Regions from separate parts of the Homo sapiens genome. Here regions 2 and 3 are each linked to region 1. A link is a contact called in ENCODE Hi-C or POLR2A ChIA-PET data. All regions are on one chromosome and are shown on one strand. Each heading gives the region's core, a stretch centred on a gene start or an enhancer-like site at or near the end of the contact. The rest is flanking DNA. Distances are from core to core; before and after follow the strand shown.

The links. Hi-C counts contacts between places; a loop is a spot of excess contacts on that map. ChIA-PET counts read pairs that join two places held with the same protein, here RNA polymerase II (POLR2A). Pooled maps may share reads with other maps.
Region 2: a loop to region 1 is called in a pooled map, with 10 times the contacts of the local background. The contact joins the promoter of PRR11 here to the promoter of BRIP1 in region 1. A Hi-C loop is called at or near these places in 7 of 50 pooled maps.
Region 3: a pooled map shows a loop between it and region 1 (7-fold over the local background). The contact joins the enhancer-like site here to the promoter of BRIP1 in region 1. A Hi-C loop is called at or near these places in 3 of 50 pooled maps. POLR2A ChIA-PET finds 5 or more read pairs at or near these places in 2 of 52 experiments (Caco-2 and PC-3).

Annotation. Positions count from the first base shown.
Region 1 is chr17:61,861,822-61,866,706 of GRCh38, reverse strand. BRIP1 (BRCA1 interacting DNA helicase 1) reads left to right here and starts at 3,179. Exons shown (of 20, transcript NM_032043.3): 1 at 3,179-3,423. It overlaps INTS2 (integrator complex subunit 2), which reads left to right. Exons shown (of 25, transcript NM_001351695.2): 25 at 1-1,340.
Region 2 is chr17:59,153,289-59,158,173 of GRCh38, reverse strand. PRR11 (proline rich 11) reads right to left here and starts at 2,428. Exons shown (of 10, transcript NM_018304.4): 1 at 2,369-2,428. SKA2 (spindle and kinetochore associated complex subunit 2) reads left to right here and starts at 2,988. Exons shown (of 4, transcript NM_182620.4): 1 at 2,988-3,043. The coding sequence starts at 3,011. RefSeq lists enhancers at 2,251-2,300, 2,961-3,200.
Region 3 is chr17:59,834,989-59,839,873 of GRCh38, reverse strand. VMP1 (vacuole membrane protein 1) reads right to left here. Exons shown (of 12, transcript NM_030938.5): 11 at 1,477-1,579; 12 at 1-106. Among named protein-coding and RNA genes, the nearest start is that of MIR21, 3.8 kb to the left of the region's middle. RefSeq lists enhancers at 1,025-1,754, 1,260-2,459, 286-2,623, 2,205-2,664, 4,765-4,885. Within about 2 kb of position 2,118, at least 31 of the 41 ENCODE cell types and tissues checked have a DNase peak (open chromatin) inside an H3K27ac peak, as active enhancers do; they include PC-3, where a contact is called at or near this core.

The sequences.
Region 1 (4,885 bases), core at 1,930-4,429:
AATGAAGGTAGAGCAATAAAACCCACTGGATTAAAGAGCTCTTGGTTTGTCATCAGGATTATAATTCATATCTTACTTTGAGAAGATCTTTGAGTAAGAAAATGCAGTGTTTGAACCTGAGGAAAAGTTAAAGTGTAGAAAATATTGTCTTGCCGAAGGATTTTGCAGTCCTCTGTCAGTAACTTCCATTGATTAGGCAGACATATTCAGGTAAACCCTAATCATTAAAAAAAAATTATCAATGTAGAAAGTAATTCCCTTTTTTCTCTCTGAGATATACCTCAATCACACACTTCCCCACCCCCACTTGAAACAGACCTCTTCACTTGTGTTTTTTTTTTTTTTTTCCTGAGGTGGAGTCTTCCCCTGTTGCCCAGGCTGGAGTGCAGTGGGATGATCTTGGCTCACTGCAACTTCTGCCACCTGGGTTCAAGGGATTCTCGTGCCTCAACCTCCTGAGTAGCTGGGACTGCAGGCACGCGCCACCTGTATTTTTGTATTTTTAGTAAAGACGGGGGTTTGCCATGTTGCCCAGACTGGTTTTGAACTCCTGGCCTCAGGTGATCTGCCCACCTTGGCCTCCCAAAGTGCTGGGATTACAGGTGTGAGCCACCGCACCTGGCCAGACCGCTTCACTTGTAAAAGAAATTAGGCTAATAAGAAGGTGTAGTTTTTGAGAAATGAAATTTAACTTTAGCCTTTTCACTAGTAAATAGTCACATCTCATTTTCTTCCTTTGTAAAATGGGGTTACTACTGGCCCTACCTCATATTCTATGAGAATGAGTTTGTAGCTGTTTCAAATCATGAAGTGCATAGTATCACATGTGATAGAATATTTATAACTTTTTATTAGATGCTTAATGTTCAATTAAGTAATTTTGATGTGAAAAATAAAAGTAATAAAAGTATCTTAAAAATAGCATAAGAATTTTCATATTTTTAAACAAGGCAGTTTTGTAGTCCCTTAAGATTAAATACAACTGCTCCTTTTTTTTTTAAACTGAGGCCTTGCGATATTTTGTGTGAATAGATATGCCCTAGGAGTTCAGAAAAAGTTAAAAGTATGTTTTCTAATTAAATGCAGTGCACATTCCTGGATCAATATTCAAAGACTGGTCATAACCTGCTGTGTTAAAATAATCACATATGCTCTTTTTCATCAGATTTGTTGATGATGTAAATAAAATGTGTAAATATATTAGTAAATGTTAATATTCATGTATTTTAAGTTAAGGTTATAAAATTTGTCACAATGTGTTTTTTTATTCAAGTGAAAACAGATGTGTGCAGCTATTTTGAATATTGGTTTATAAACATTCATATTCTTTATCAAACGAACCTGTAGTTTTTGTGTTTCATTCCACTAGAGTTAACCTGAAGGGAACGGTTCAAGGGACTGTATTCGAGGTCTGTATGGCTCCAGGGCCTACGTGTATCCCTTTCTGTTATGCCACATACATTAAATGGCAATGCAAGGTGAGAGCCAGTTGAAACTCTTAGTAATTTAGGAGAGGAAAATGAGAGTAGTTATACTAGAGCAGTTACTCAAAAGAGTTGATTTTTTTTTTTTTTGAGACGGAGTCTCGCTCTGTCTCCCAGGCTGGAGTGCAGTGGCGCCATCTCGGCTCACTGCAAGCTCCGCCTCCTGGGTTCACGCCATTCTCCTGCCTCAGTCTCCCGAGTAGCTGGGACTACAGGCGCCCGCCACCACGCCCGGCTAATTTTTTGTATTTTTAGTAGAGACGGGGTTTCACCGTGTTAGCCAGGATGGTCTTGGTCTCCTGACCTGGTGATCCGCCTGCCTCGGCCTCCCAAAGTGCTGGGATTACAGGCGTGAGCCACTGCGCCCGGCCAAGAGTTGATGTTTTAAAAATTATAAAAGAGAAATGACAATTTGAAGGTATTTTTAAGGATTTATTTTTAAACATTATCCTTCCTTTCATTGTCTTAACAGTAAATTACTTCATCTTTGCTCATTCATATGTATTTTCACATTACTGAATCCCTAACACCCAGTTTGGGGTTTGCTTTGCCTTTTTTCACTTAACCTTATATGGGATTTTTTCTTGCAAGTTTAATTTTTATAAGTTTATTGGCTTCATAATGTATTGAATTCATCTGTCATAACCACCTCCATATTACTAGACTGGGAAGTTCATAATTTTTTTCAGTATTACCAATAGATATTATTGTCAATTGCGGTATCACATTTTCTTTCGTTTAGATTACGTCTTTAGGATAAATATCTGGAGCTCAGATTACTAGGTCAAAGGGTAGAGTTTATTTTTATGACTACAAGTTTTGTCATTTTTGGTAAGATATATCACAATTGACAATGAGGCAAACAAATCAACTAGCCCCCTCCTGCTCTTTCTTCCCAGCAAACTCCTTCCCCAAACTAGTTACTTGAATTTGAGAAACAGTATGAGGTTTTGCCTTTTGGAGACATTATTATTTGAGCCAAGTTTAGGTTATACAGATTTTTTAAAAAAATAACATGATTTGGCAAGATCATGATGAACCTCCTTTTCTTTGAGTAAATTAAAGTACTACTGGCAAATAATAAACTGGTCTTAGGAGGGATGGAAGGCGGATAAGCCTTAATGGAAGTAGAAGTGATCTGATACTGGAGACCCTGAGAGCTTGTCTCTGGCTTATTTTAGCATCCGGGAAAGCCTTGAATATTATGAAAGATAGATTGTAGCCCGATGTCACAGAGCCTTCTTACTTAAGTTTGGCTCAGCAGTCTGGCAATTCCCGCCTGAGTCTTCGCTATCCTGGCTACTGCAAAGCTGGGTAATTTAAATTGAGTGGCACTGATAAATGCTCAAAGAACTTGGCAAAGCTTAAAGATACTTCCTTTCCGCTGGTCTACGGACGTGAAGAATGAGACTTCCAGTTTCCAAGGAATTTGCTGCATAGACTCTATCGCCGGTTTCAAAAGTCAAACTGAGACGACTTTCTACTTTAAACAAACACTAGGGATTTGCTGGAGTGGCGACAACCTTCCGCCGCGTACCTTGAGCCCTTGTTTTTTTTTTTTTTTTTCGGAGACTTCCATTGGATGCCGAAGTTCTCGCCCCCTCACCTCGCACCGGGACTGGTTGATTCCTGGCCTTGGCGGGTGATTGGTCGAGCTCGCTGGGCTATTGGGCGCTGGGAGTCGAGGGGGCGGGAGGCGGGAATTCGTCTCGGGTTGTGTGGTTGAGGGGTCTGGTGGGTCGAGGAAAGGTAACGGCGGCCCCAGTCCTGCACACAAGGCCGGGGAAGTAGCAGCACCCCCAGGAAGAGGGAGGAGGAAGGGCTCGTGCCCTTTCTTCTCTTCCAGGGCTCCGCTTTATTTGCTCTCAGAAGTCGGTTTCCTTTCCTTTTCTTCAGTGAATCGGAGCTCAGAGCGTTGCTTCGGTTTCCCTCCAGACAGGCAAGTCGGAGGGAAGTCCACGGAAAGGGCTTGAGTTCTTCTGCACAGCCTGCGGGCCCATGGGTGGTGACTGGATCACCAGGGTCTCGGGGATCTCAACTGGCTGGGGGAGGAGGGAGATACGGGGCAGAAAACCTGAGGAGGGAGCCTATCCTTACCTCCTTTGAGCGCAGGCCTGTTCTTAGCCCGGGCGCTGCGTTAATTCTTGGCGGGAGGCAGAGGGGTGTGTTTATCCTTTATGCAATGTTTGGGGGAAGCTACCCCATTTTGACACTATTGTTGCCACAGCCGGGGTACAGGACGGGCTGATTTCTAGATTATATCTGAGTAACTAGGCCAGCGTTGAGTTGTTGATTCATATTAAGAGGTTAGATTCCACCATACCTCATTCTCAGAGCTTTACAGATAGAATCGCAAAATGTTAGAGCTGGAAAATACCCTAGAATAATGGTTCTTCTTTTGGAGCACACAAGCAGTGGTGAATGTTATTATTGGCTTCATAATCTATTGAATTGCTATTTTAACCATCTCTTCGTCCCCAGGTTGAATTTACAATTTTTTCCCACGACTGCAAATAATTCCTTATTTAATAACAGTGCATGTAATTTCCCCCGCTATTTTGATTTCCTTGAGATATATTTACGGGAAGAGAAATCTATGGACTTTTTCTTCAGAAAAATGCAATCATGTACAGAAACTTATGCTTGCAATTTCAAGAGGTCATTGTCTCTGAATTACATCCGTGGATCCTAGGTTAAGAAAAGTGGTTTAGAAGAGGTGAGGATTAAAGTGATCCTCATCTGTATCAGATCCTGGGTTAGGTACATTCTGCCCTGGCTAATTTTCATAAAAACCCTGTCAGGTAAGTAGTAGTATTTCAATTCCATATATGGAGAAACAAGCTCTGAGAAGTTAAGTGATTCACACAGTGGAATTCAAACTTAGGATTGCCTTACTCCAAAGCCCATCCTGTTTCTATAATACTCTACTGATCTTCAAATAACATTTTTGAGTGCCTACTATGTGCCAAGGCATTCTCTTTCTTATAACAGCCTTTAAATTAAATTAGGGGTTATCACAGGTAAGGATCTTAGACTAGAGAAGTAAAAAGATATGTCAAAGATAACATACCTGAGTCAAAGATAACATACCAGGCAGTATACCAAAACCTGGTATAGAACCTATGCTTCCTGACTTCTGGTCAACAGCTTTTTTCTTCTAACTGGAGGACTGCAGAAAGGGGTAACACAAAGGGGAAGAACTGGAGAAAGAGTGATGCTACGGAGTTGTAGAGAGAGAGGCCTCAGGAACTTATTTGTTTCTGTAGGTTGATTACATCTGATCTAACTGTTACAAGAGCTCATGTTTAATCTGGTATGTACTTTATCATATTTGCACATTATTTCACTTAATCATTACCACAATCCTATGGGGTACATGCAGTCACTGTGGCTTAGAGAAG
Region 2 (4,885 bases), core at 1,179-3,678, 2.7 Mb after region 1:
CTGAGTGTTCCTTCAATGATTCTCCTGCCTTCAGTCTTTCTCCTTGCCAGTTCATTTTCCATACCAGAACTGATACTTTAAAACAAAATGAGATCTAGATATTCCCTTGCTTAAAAGTATTTGAAGGTTCCTTTACTCACAAAATTAAATTCCTTAGCATGCCTTTCAAAACTTTTCACAACTTAGCTCTAATGGCCCTTTGCCATAGTCTCTTCTAGTGACTAGCGGTTTGTACTTCCAGGTATACTAAACACCAAATACTTTCTGTTTCTTTCTATCAGCCTTTCCTTCTGTTTAGAGTATCCTCTTCCAAGTCAACTTATACCTAGCCTTCAAGATTCTGTTATTTTATCTTATAGATATTAGTTGAGTGCTTATAATCCACCAAGTACTATGCTAGGTGCTGGCATACAATCCTGAACAACACCAACATAGTCTTTGTCCTTCTAGAATTTTTTTTTTTTTGGGGGGGTGGACAGAGTCTCGCTCTGTCACCCGGGCTGGAGTGCAGTGGTGTGATCTCAGCTCAATGCCACCTCCACCTCCTGGGTTCAAGCGATTATCCTGCTTCAGCCTCTTGAGCACCTGGGATTATAGGGGCGTGCCACCACACCCGGATAATTTTTGTATTTTTAGTAGAGATGGGATTTTGCCATGTTGGCCAGGCTGGTCTTGAACTCCTTACCTCAAGTGATCCGCCCGCTTCATCCTCCCAGAGTGCTGGGATTACAGGTGTGAGGCACCATGCCCAGCCTCCTTACAGAATTTATACTGGCTGAAATGTCATCTCTTTTGCACTTCTATAGCACTTTATACACATCTTTATTATAAAATGTATTACATTTCATTGTAATTTTTGCTTGTATGTTTGTCATCCTGCTGGACTGTGAGCTTTTCAAGGGTGTGACAAATTTCATTCATCTTTGTTTTCCCAGCATCTAGAATACAGCAGGAGCTAAATAATGTTTCATTCAATAAAGAATGAAAAGAAGCATTCCTGCTAAGTGTTAGCTAGCAAGTGTTATTTTAGTTAAGGAATATATTCTAATATTGTCAAATTCTCTTGGTTAGGGAGGTTTTTACTTCTTCATATCATACCACATCTTCATATGGCTAAAAGATGGGTCTAAAGCTATTTTCCAATAGGAAGATGCAATAAATAATACAGTAAGAATTACAGTCTTTTGCAGGAGTTGGCGCTGCTGCTTCTGTGAAAACTCCACCCAATGATATGAAAAGTTCTTTGCGGCCGAGCGTGGTGGCTCACGCCTGTAATCCCAGCACTTTGGGAGGCTGAGGCTGGTGGATCACGAGGTCAGGAAATCGAGACCATCCTGGCCAAGAGGGTGAAACCCCGTCTCTACTAAAAATACAAAAATTAGCCGGGCGTGCTGGCGTGCGCCTGTACTCCCAGCTACTCAGGAGGCTGAGGTTGTAGTGGGCCGAGATTGTGCCACTGTACTCCAGCCTAGGCGACAGAGCGAGACTCCGTCACAAAAAAAGAAAAAAAAAAAAAAGAAAGAAAGAGAAGAAAAGTTCTTTGTTCTGGGGTACTTTCAAAGCTGTAGCAGCAACGGAAATGACTGTTGCATTTCATTGCCATCTTCCTAAAACACATTTTTATGGAAGTCTCTTGCGCTCCTCCACAAATAGCCTTCAATTACTTAATTTCCATTAGCAGTCCAATTGATTCTTCTTGAACACCCATAGCACTATTTCTGGGTACTTGCTTTTTTTAAATTTTATGTTTTATGCTTTTTTTTTTTTAAGCATTGCTGTTTTTGTTCTGTCTTGTTTTTCCAAAGAGACTGCAGCTCCCTAAAGTCTCATCCCGCACAGTATTAGGCACTCAGTAAACAGGACACGCATTTAAAATTGACACTCTAACAGCATGCCAGACAATATCGAGTAACATAGTAATATTCCCAGTCAAGAAATGTACCAACTTAAACTTTAATGTGCATAGAAATCACTCAGGGAAATCTTGTTAAAATGTATATTCTGATTTAGTAAATTTGGGTGGAGTCCGATAATTTGCATTTGTAACAAGCAAACAAGAGATGCGGATGCCGCTGATCTGTGGACTTGCATTGAGCAGCAAATATGTAAAGAAATGTTCAAAAGGAAGGCAGATGCTTTGCTCCAAAACGTATCTTGCGAAGTGTTAATTAAATAGAAGTATGGTTAAGATGAAGCCAGGCCGAGCACTTCTTCCCCAGCCCCAAACCTCCCCTTCCTCCTTTCCATTTCCCCTTCGTGTCCAGCCAAAGTCCCCACCTCCCTAAACCATAAAAACACAAGCAGCAACAGGCCCAGCTACTCAAGACGCGAGCTCAGATAACAAAGAAATAATCGTTCCTGCACTTACTAGTCTAAGAGCCGGGGGAGTCGATGGAGTCCGGGCTGTGGCCTCTCCCACGCCATAAAGAAAAATTCAAAATTAAATCCTTGTCAGGGAGAGGCCAATCGTAGACACGGTCTCTGCACGATTCGCTCTTCGGATGGTGTAGGAGCACAGCCCGGCTTGTGATTGGCTGAGATAGCACAGAGCTCCAGCCAATCAGAGCTGAGGCGCTTCTGGTATGAATAAGGAGAAGGCGGGAGAGAAGGGGAAGGAAAGCCGGAGGGGAAAGAAGGTGTGTTACGTCCCCTCTGCTGTCGGTGGAAGCTCTGGTGTGATTGGTTGGCTCTTCTTCCAATTGCACCAATCTCAAGCTCTTCTCTGCAGAGCCCTAACTACAAAATTGAAAGTAGAGAGGAGGGGGCAGCCAATGGAAAAAAAAATTTGCACAGCAGCCAATCCTCCTGCGGCGTTTTGTGCCTTTGCCCAACAGGAAAATGTGTCTCATGCAGAGGGGCGTTACCCAGTCTCCAATGGGCGGGAGCCGGTGGAACGGAGGAGCCAATGAGTGCGAGATGTTGAGTGACAGCTGTCCAATGGAGGCCCTCCGTGCTAGTACGGCTTGCGGCTTAAGCGCCGCCGCGGTCTGCGGAATGTCAACTATTCAACATGGAGGCGGAGGTCGATAAGCTGGAACTGATGGTGAGTGCAAAGTGAAGGAGATCTACTGGGTAGTTTATTTTTCCCCCATGGCCTCGGAGGTGGGGCACAATTTGGAGTCGCCGGAAACTCCGGGCGGCGGAGGCTGGACCAGAGTCGAGTTCCCTCCTCCTGCACCAAAGGGAGCCGCCACCGTCTGGTGTCTAAACCGCCTCGGGTAAGGGGTTACATCCGGGAAACTCGTCAGGGAAATGGCGGGAGATGCTGAGGGTGCGGGGCCTTTGGAATTCCTTGTTCCTTGCCCTCACCTTTACACCCCTTACGAAACTGCGCCGGGTGCAGACCGCATTCTGTGTTTGTACCAAAAAAGATGTGAATGGAACGGTCCCTAAGCGTCCCAAGAAGGGAGAGGTGGTTCACACTCCAAGAAAGGGGAACGGAGGGTGGGGTGGGGAATAAACTGACGGGGGCGAGGAGAAATCCCTGTAGGGCCAACCCGCTCACGTTCTAAAAGGCGGGCCGAGAAAGTCTGAGAAAGGATGCTAGACTTGTATGCACAACTTCCTAACGGCCAAGGAACCCGTTTCTGTTTGATCCGGAGGTGGCAAACCGTGGGTGAGGGAAGAGGTGTGAGCGAAGGGGATCGTAACCACGAGCTCCGCTCCCGGAGCGCGGGCGGGATTGAGACAGGAAAGGCATCCTGCTCTGGAGTTGTGCACTTTCATTCATCTGTGAAAGTAGAAAACGGGGGCGAAGAATTGGAAAGCACTCCCGTTGTTGCTGGCGTGTTTGGCCTGCTCGGGGGGCGCCCAGCTGGGGGGCTGTCCTAGTTTTCTTTAAGGATCCGTCCCTCACTTGTTCTCTTTATTCCCTCCCTCCCATCCTTAGATTACCAGCTTGATCGCCCGCGCTTTTTTCCTCTTAGTGTCCTTGTTCTGTCTTCAGCCCTTTTCGTTCAGCATTATCTTTTTTTTCTTTTCTTTTCTTTTTTTTTTTTTTTCCCAGGTTGGGCTGCTTTCCTTAAAAACCTGGACTTTGGAGGAAGCGCCTGCCACTGAGCTCCTGTCTTTTTTTGTTTGTTTGCTTGTCTGTTAAATACGATTGGCCGGGCGCGGTGGCTCACGCCTGTAATCCCGGCACTTTGGGAGGCCGAGGCGGGCGGATCAAGAGGTCAAGACATTGAGACTACCCTGGCCAACATGGTGAAACTCCGTCTATACTAAAAATAAAAAAATTAGCCGGGTGTGATGGCACGCGCCTGTAGTCCCAGCTACTCGGGAGGCTGAGGCAGGAGGATCGCTTCAACCTGGGAGACGGAGGTTGCAGTGAGCCGAGATCGCGTCACTGTACTCCGGCCTTGCGACAGAGACAACGTCTCAAAAAAAAAAAAGATTAAGTTTTAAAAAAGTAAAAGACTTCTTTCTTCGTTTGTAATCCGTCCCTCCTTCCCACGCCATTCCCTGGCATTACTGCTTAGGTATCCTTTGTGCCTGCCCTGCTTTCTTCAAGCTGAATCTTGGGTCTCTAACTTCTTCCTTGGAAAGGATGGGTGGTGATCCTGGAAGAAACCTCACCCACCCCCCATTCCCACCCCAGAAAAAGTGAGGCCTTGATATATCTTATTTTCTTCTGTTGTGCTAATGAATTGGAGTGCCTCTCATATACAAATTTAATTTGAAGGCTTTCAATTACTTTTAGCATTTTGTGTTTAAATTTTCTTTGTGCAGTGTGTGTGGGGTTGGAGAAGTGTAGGGAGAAATGGGAGGGAAGAAGGAAGAATTTCCTGCAGATTTTCAAACCTGTAATAATGAACTTTTAGTTTTAAGTTTTATTATCATTTAAAAAAAACAAAATGTTAAGCATTGTAATTTGATTCTGTCAACA
Region 3 (4,885 bases), core at 869-3,368, 2.0 Mb after region 1:
TTCGTTTGGCATAACTTTGTGCCATGGAGTTAATGATAGATAGGATGAAGTAACACACCATGACAACGACCAACTTTTCAAACATCCAGGACAACCAGTTTTCTCCCTGTAGAAATAAATGCAGAACAATGCAATGAAAAAGGCTTCATTAGTTCAGTAGTAAAAAGAGGATCATCTATAATGCTTGAAGTGTGTAACTTACAAAACCTAAAGAATTAAAAATGAAAAGTAAGCAACCCCAACTACTCTGAAATCTCCATTACTCTCCTTTTTACACCCAACTATCAAGATTTCACTTTGTTGGATGTAAAATCAGTGTTGAATCACATAGTTTAGAATGGGATGAGTGTGAGGTTAGCTCTTCTACTAGGACCTAAGAATAAACTCTTTGATTAAACTCAACTCTGAAGTCGCCATGCAGATACTCATGAGTATTGTCAAGACAGTTAAATATTTTTGTTCCAGTATTAGGAGCTGTTTTTAAAACACACAAATGTATCTGTTTCTGATGTCATGTTTGGTCAACTGAGGGCAGCAAAGGTCCATAAGAAGAGTGCAAGGCCATTAAAAAAAACAGTGCTCTGGCCGGGCGCGGTGGCTCACATCTGTAATCCCAGCACTTTGGGAGGCCAAGGCGGGCGGATCATCTGAGGTCAGTTTGAGACCAGCCTGGCTAACACGGTGAAACCCTGTTTCTATTAAAATACAAAAAATTAGCTGGTGTGGTGGCACGTGCCTGGAATCACAGCTACTTGGGAGGCTGAGGCAGGAGAATCGCTTGAACCCGGGAGGCGGAGGTTGCAGTGAGCCAAGATCGCGCCATTGCACTCCAACTTGGGCAACGAGAGCGAAATTCTGTCTCAAAAAAACCCCAAAGAACAAAAAACGAACCAAACAAAACAAAACAAAAAAAACCTGTGCTTCCCTCGAGTTTCCCATTTCAGGTTATTGTTTACTCATCCTCTTCTAGTCATTTCCCTTTGCCTCAGAATCGTTTACAGAAAAGACAGTCTAAGTTTTAAAGTTCAGCTATGGTAAGAGCCTTGGTTTATTAAAAAATTATCATTTTCCCATGGGTGAAAAGAAAAATAGAGTGAAAATCAAAAGGAGATATTCAAGTCACCTCAGTAAGTCTAATACTTTGTTATGCTGTAAGTTTTAACTTTTTAATCCACTTGGGAAGTATATCTACCAATACATCATTTAAGATCAAGGCAACAACTCATTCTATGTAACAGAACCATTACTTTCCATTGGCTCTACCCTTGTTTTTAGGAGAAGATGTACAGAAGTTACACTTTCTAGTCTAAGACAAAGACAAATTTCCCAGTAGAGCATACACAGACGCTCAACTTCTGTCAAGGAACACTGGCAAACCAACTTCACTTATTTGCCTAAAAATGTGAGTGAGAGCTGTGAATGTAATTTCAGCCCGAAACTTCCCAGAGGGGAGAAGAAACCGGATTAAAGTCTTACCTGTGGTGTGCCCATTTCGCTTTTGTGGTGAAGCTTCTGCCGTTGAGCCTCCAGGTACTCCTGAAATGGCTTCTGCAGAGATGGACCTATGCCGGGGACAGCACTGGAAGCAGGGTACAGTAGCCCAAAGAAAAAGACACATTTGGGAAGAAAAGCAGGAAAAACGTTAAAGAAAATGTACTTACCACCTGGACTCAAAAGGCAGGGATTGGATAGGAAGAGGAATAAAATATAAAAATCAGAGAACTGCTGAAATTCTGTGACCCCTTTTTAGTTAAAAAAAAAAAAAAAAAAAAAGAAAATTTACTCCATCTAACAACCCCTTAAAAACCAAAATCTCTCCCACCAACATGTCTGGGAGAAACCAAGAGCTGTAAATCAGAAACCGCTTCCAGCAAAAGAGTTAGTCCTCAGAGTAAGGTCAGCTCAGCTGATACTGTACTCTGGTATGGCACAAAGAATAAAATGAATGACTTCTCAGAAGTCCCACATTTATCACCACTAGTTCCTGTAAGAACTGGTTTGAACCAATTAATAAGGAAATGACTTATGCTTGTGTCATCCCTAGTTAAAAAAGAAACTGCCCGCCCTCTCTCTGACTTGTCCCCTCTTCTCAGAGGGGGCGGTCTTTCTCAATCTAAGTCCTTATTAGGACAATCTGTGCGTCATCCTTATCCAAAAAGAATGCATTAGCAAACTTGGGAGGCACCTCCCACTAGTCAGAAGTCAGTGATTAACAAAGGAACAAAGAAGGAACTATGAACTTTGAATCCTTTCATGGTTTATGGTAGACAGTTTGCACAGAAACTCCAGTACATTAGTAACAGCTTGTTCTGAGATGATTGGGATAGTGATCTTTGATAAATTTATGTACTCGGAGCTCCTTCTTACCCAGAATACATGGAGGCAGTGCTGTTAAACCGGTTTGGCAACTGTAGCTAACAGGCTCCTGTTTTAGACATGCTTGCAGGCGTTTTTAAAAACGGTAGCTTGGGGCAACTTAGAAAAATCAAACATCTCTATTTTCTGTACCTTTTAGTTTCTTACCTGTTACATAGGGCTAAGGAGGTAAATAAGTTCAAACTCTTTCTTAGAGCCAGCCAAAGAGATTCCGATATGTACTTGCAACACTGCCTAATGCTTGTCCTATTAAGTACACTGACTCAAATTCACTTCACTTCACTTTTTTTTTTTTGAGACAGAGTCTCACTCTGTCCCCCAGGCTGGAGTGCAATGGCCTGATCTCGGCTCACTGCAACCTCTACCTCCAGGGTTCAAGTGATTCTCCTGCCTCAGCCTCCCAAGTAGCTGGGATTACAGGCGCTTGTCACCATGCCTGGCTATTTTTTTTTGTATTTTTAGTAGAGATGGGGTTTCACCATCTTTGCCAGGCTGGTCTTGAACTCCTGACCTCGTGATCCCCCTTCCTCGGCCTCCCAAAGTGCTGGGATTACAGGTGTGAGCCACCGCGACTGGCCTTCACTTCTTTTCTAGAACAATTCCTTGCTGCTTTTTATAACAAAAAGCAGGAATAGAAGAGTTTTTGCTATTATATTTTATCAGATGCTAACATATCCCTAACTTCTGGCTGATTCTTTTCTTTAATCCTTTTTATCTATCAGTCACCAAATACTTAATTGATTCCTTTTGCTGGGAAAAAAGCCAAAAAAAAAAAAAACCAAACTGCCCACAAGGAACTTAAAATCATTTATGGGGATTTGGATTCAAAACATAGGCAGATGCGCACACATGTGTGCGCACACACACACACGAACTGATCTGTGAACAAAATAATTTACAATTCAATATTAAAGTTTTTGGTACAGAAGATATATACCGAAGGAATTGGAGGGAGAAAAGAGAGATCAGTGAGGGGTGAAGTTGTTAAAAAGGTCCTCTAGGCCATGTGTGGTGGCTCACGCTTGTAATCCCAGCACTTTGGGAGGCCAAGATGGGAGGATGGCTTGAGCCCAGGAGTTCAATACCATCCTGGGAAACATGGTGAAACCCTGTCTCTACAAAAAATACAAAAATGAGCTGAGAATGGTGGCATGTGCCTGTAGTCCCTGCTACTCAGGAGGCTACAGTGAGAGCCCAGGAAGCTCAGGGCTGCACTGTACTCCAGCCTCGGTGACAGAGACCCTGCCTCAAAAAAATAAATAAATAAATAAAAATAAAAATAAAAAAATAAAAAAAAGATTCTTTAATGAATACTGAAGGAGGTACAAAAGGCCTGAACAGACATATATAATAAATGTGAATACTGCACTGATCAGACTAGAAGACCTGTGACAGACATAAAAGATGCTGTGAACAATCGAGAAAACTCATTACCTTCAGACTAGCCTCTCACTGAGCCACCGCTCCTGGCCCTGACTTTTAAGCAGACTTATATTAGGGAGGCAGACTAGTAATCTTTCCTTATATATTACAGGTGGGAATGCAAATAGCTCATCCATTTAGACTAGAAATAAATGACATGAATATAACAAATATATAAAATATTTTAAATATTTAATATATTAAATATATATAATTAAATATATGTATTTTTGTGTATATAAATATATGCACAAAAAGGTTGACTTTGAAAACTGCAAATTTATGTGGCCGGGAGCAGTGGCTCATGCCTGTAATCCCAGCACTTTGGGAGGCCGAGGCGGGCGGATCACCTGAGGTCGGGAGTTCGAGACCAGCCTGACCAATATGGAGAAAACCCGTCTCTACTAAAAATACAAAATTAGCCAGGCGTGGTGGCACATGCACAGAATCCCCACTACTAGTGAGGCTGAGGCAGGAGAATCGCTTGAACCTGGGAGGCAGAGGTTGCAGTGAGCCGAGATCATGCCATTGCACTCCAGCCTGGGCAACGAGAGTGAAACTCTGTCTCAAAAAAAAAAAAAACAAAAAACTGCATATTTATAAGAACTTTCCTTCTCATAAATCAATGTTTTCACTTTAACAGTACTCTGGCCAGGTGCAGTGGCTCACACCTGTGATCCCAGCACCAGGGGAGGCTGAGGTGGGCAGATCACGAGGTCAGGAGTTCGAGACCAGCCTGGCCAACACAGTGAAACCCTGTCTCTACTAAAAATACAAAAATTAGCTGGGTGTGGTGGCACACGCCTGTAATCCCAGCTACTCGGGAGGCTGAGGCCGAAGAATCGCTTGAACCCAGGAAGTGGAGGTTGCAGTGAGCTGAGACCACGCCATTGCACTCCAGCCTGGGCGACAGAGTGAGACTCCGTCTCAAAAAAAAAAACAAACAAAAAAGCAAAAAAACAAAACAGCCTGGCCAACATGGTGAAACCCTGTCTCTACCAAAAAGACAAAAATTAGGCCAGCCATGGTGGTTCACGCCTGTAATCCTAGCACTTTGGGAGGCCGAGGCAGGTGGATCACCTGAGGT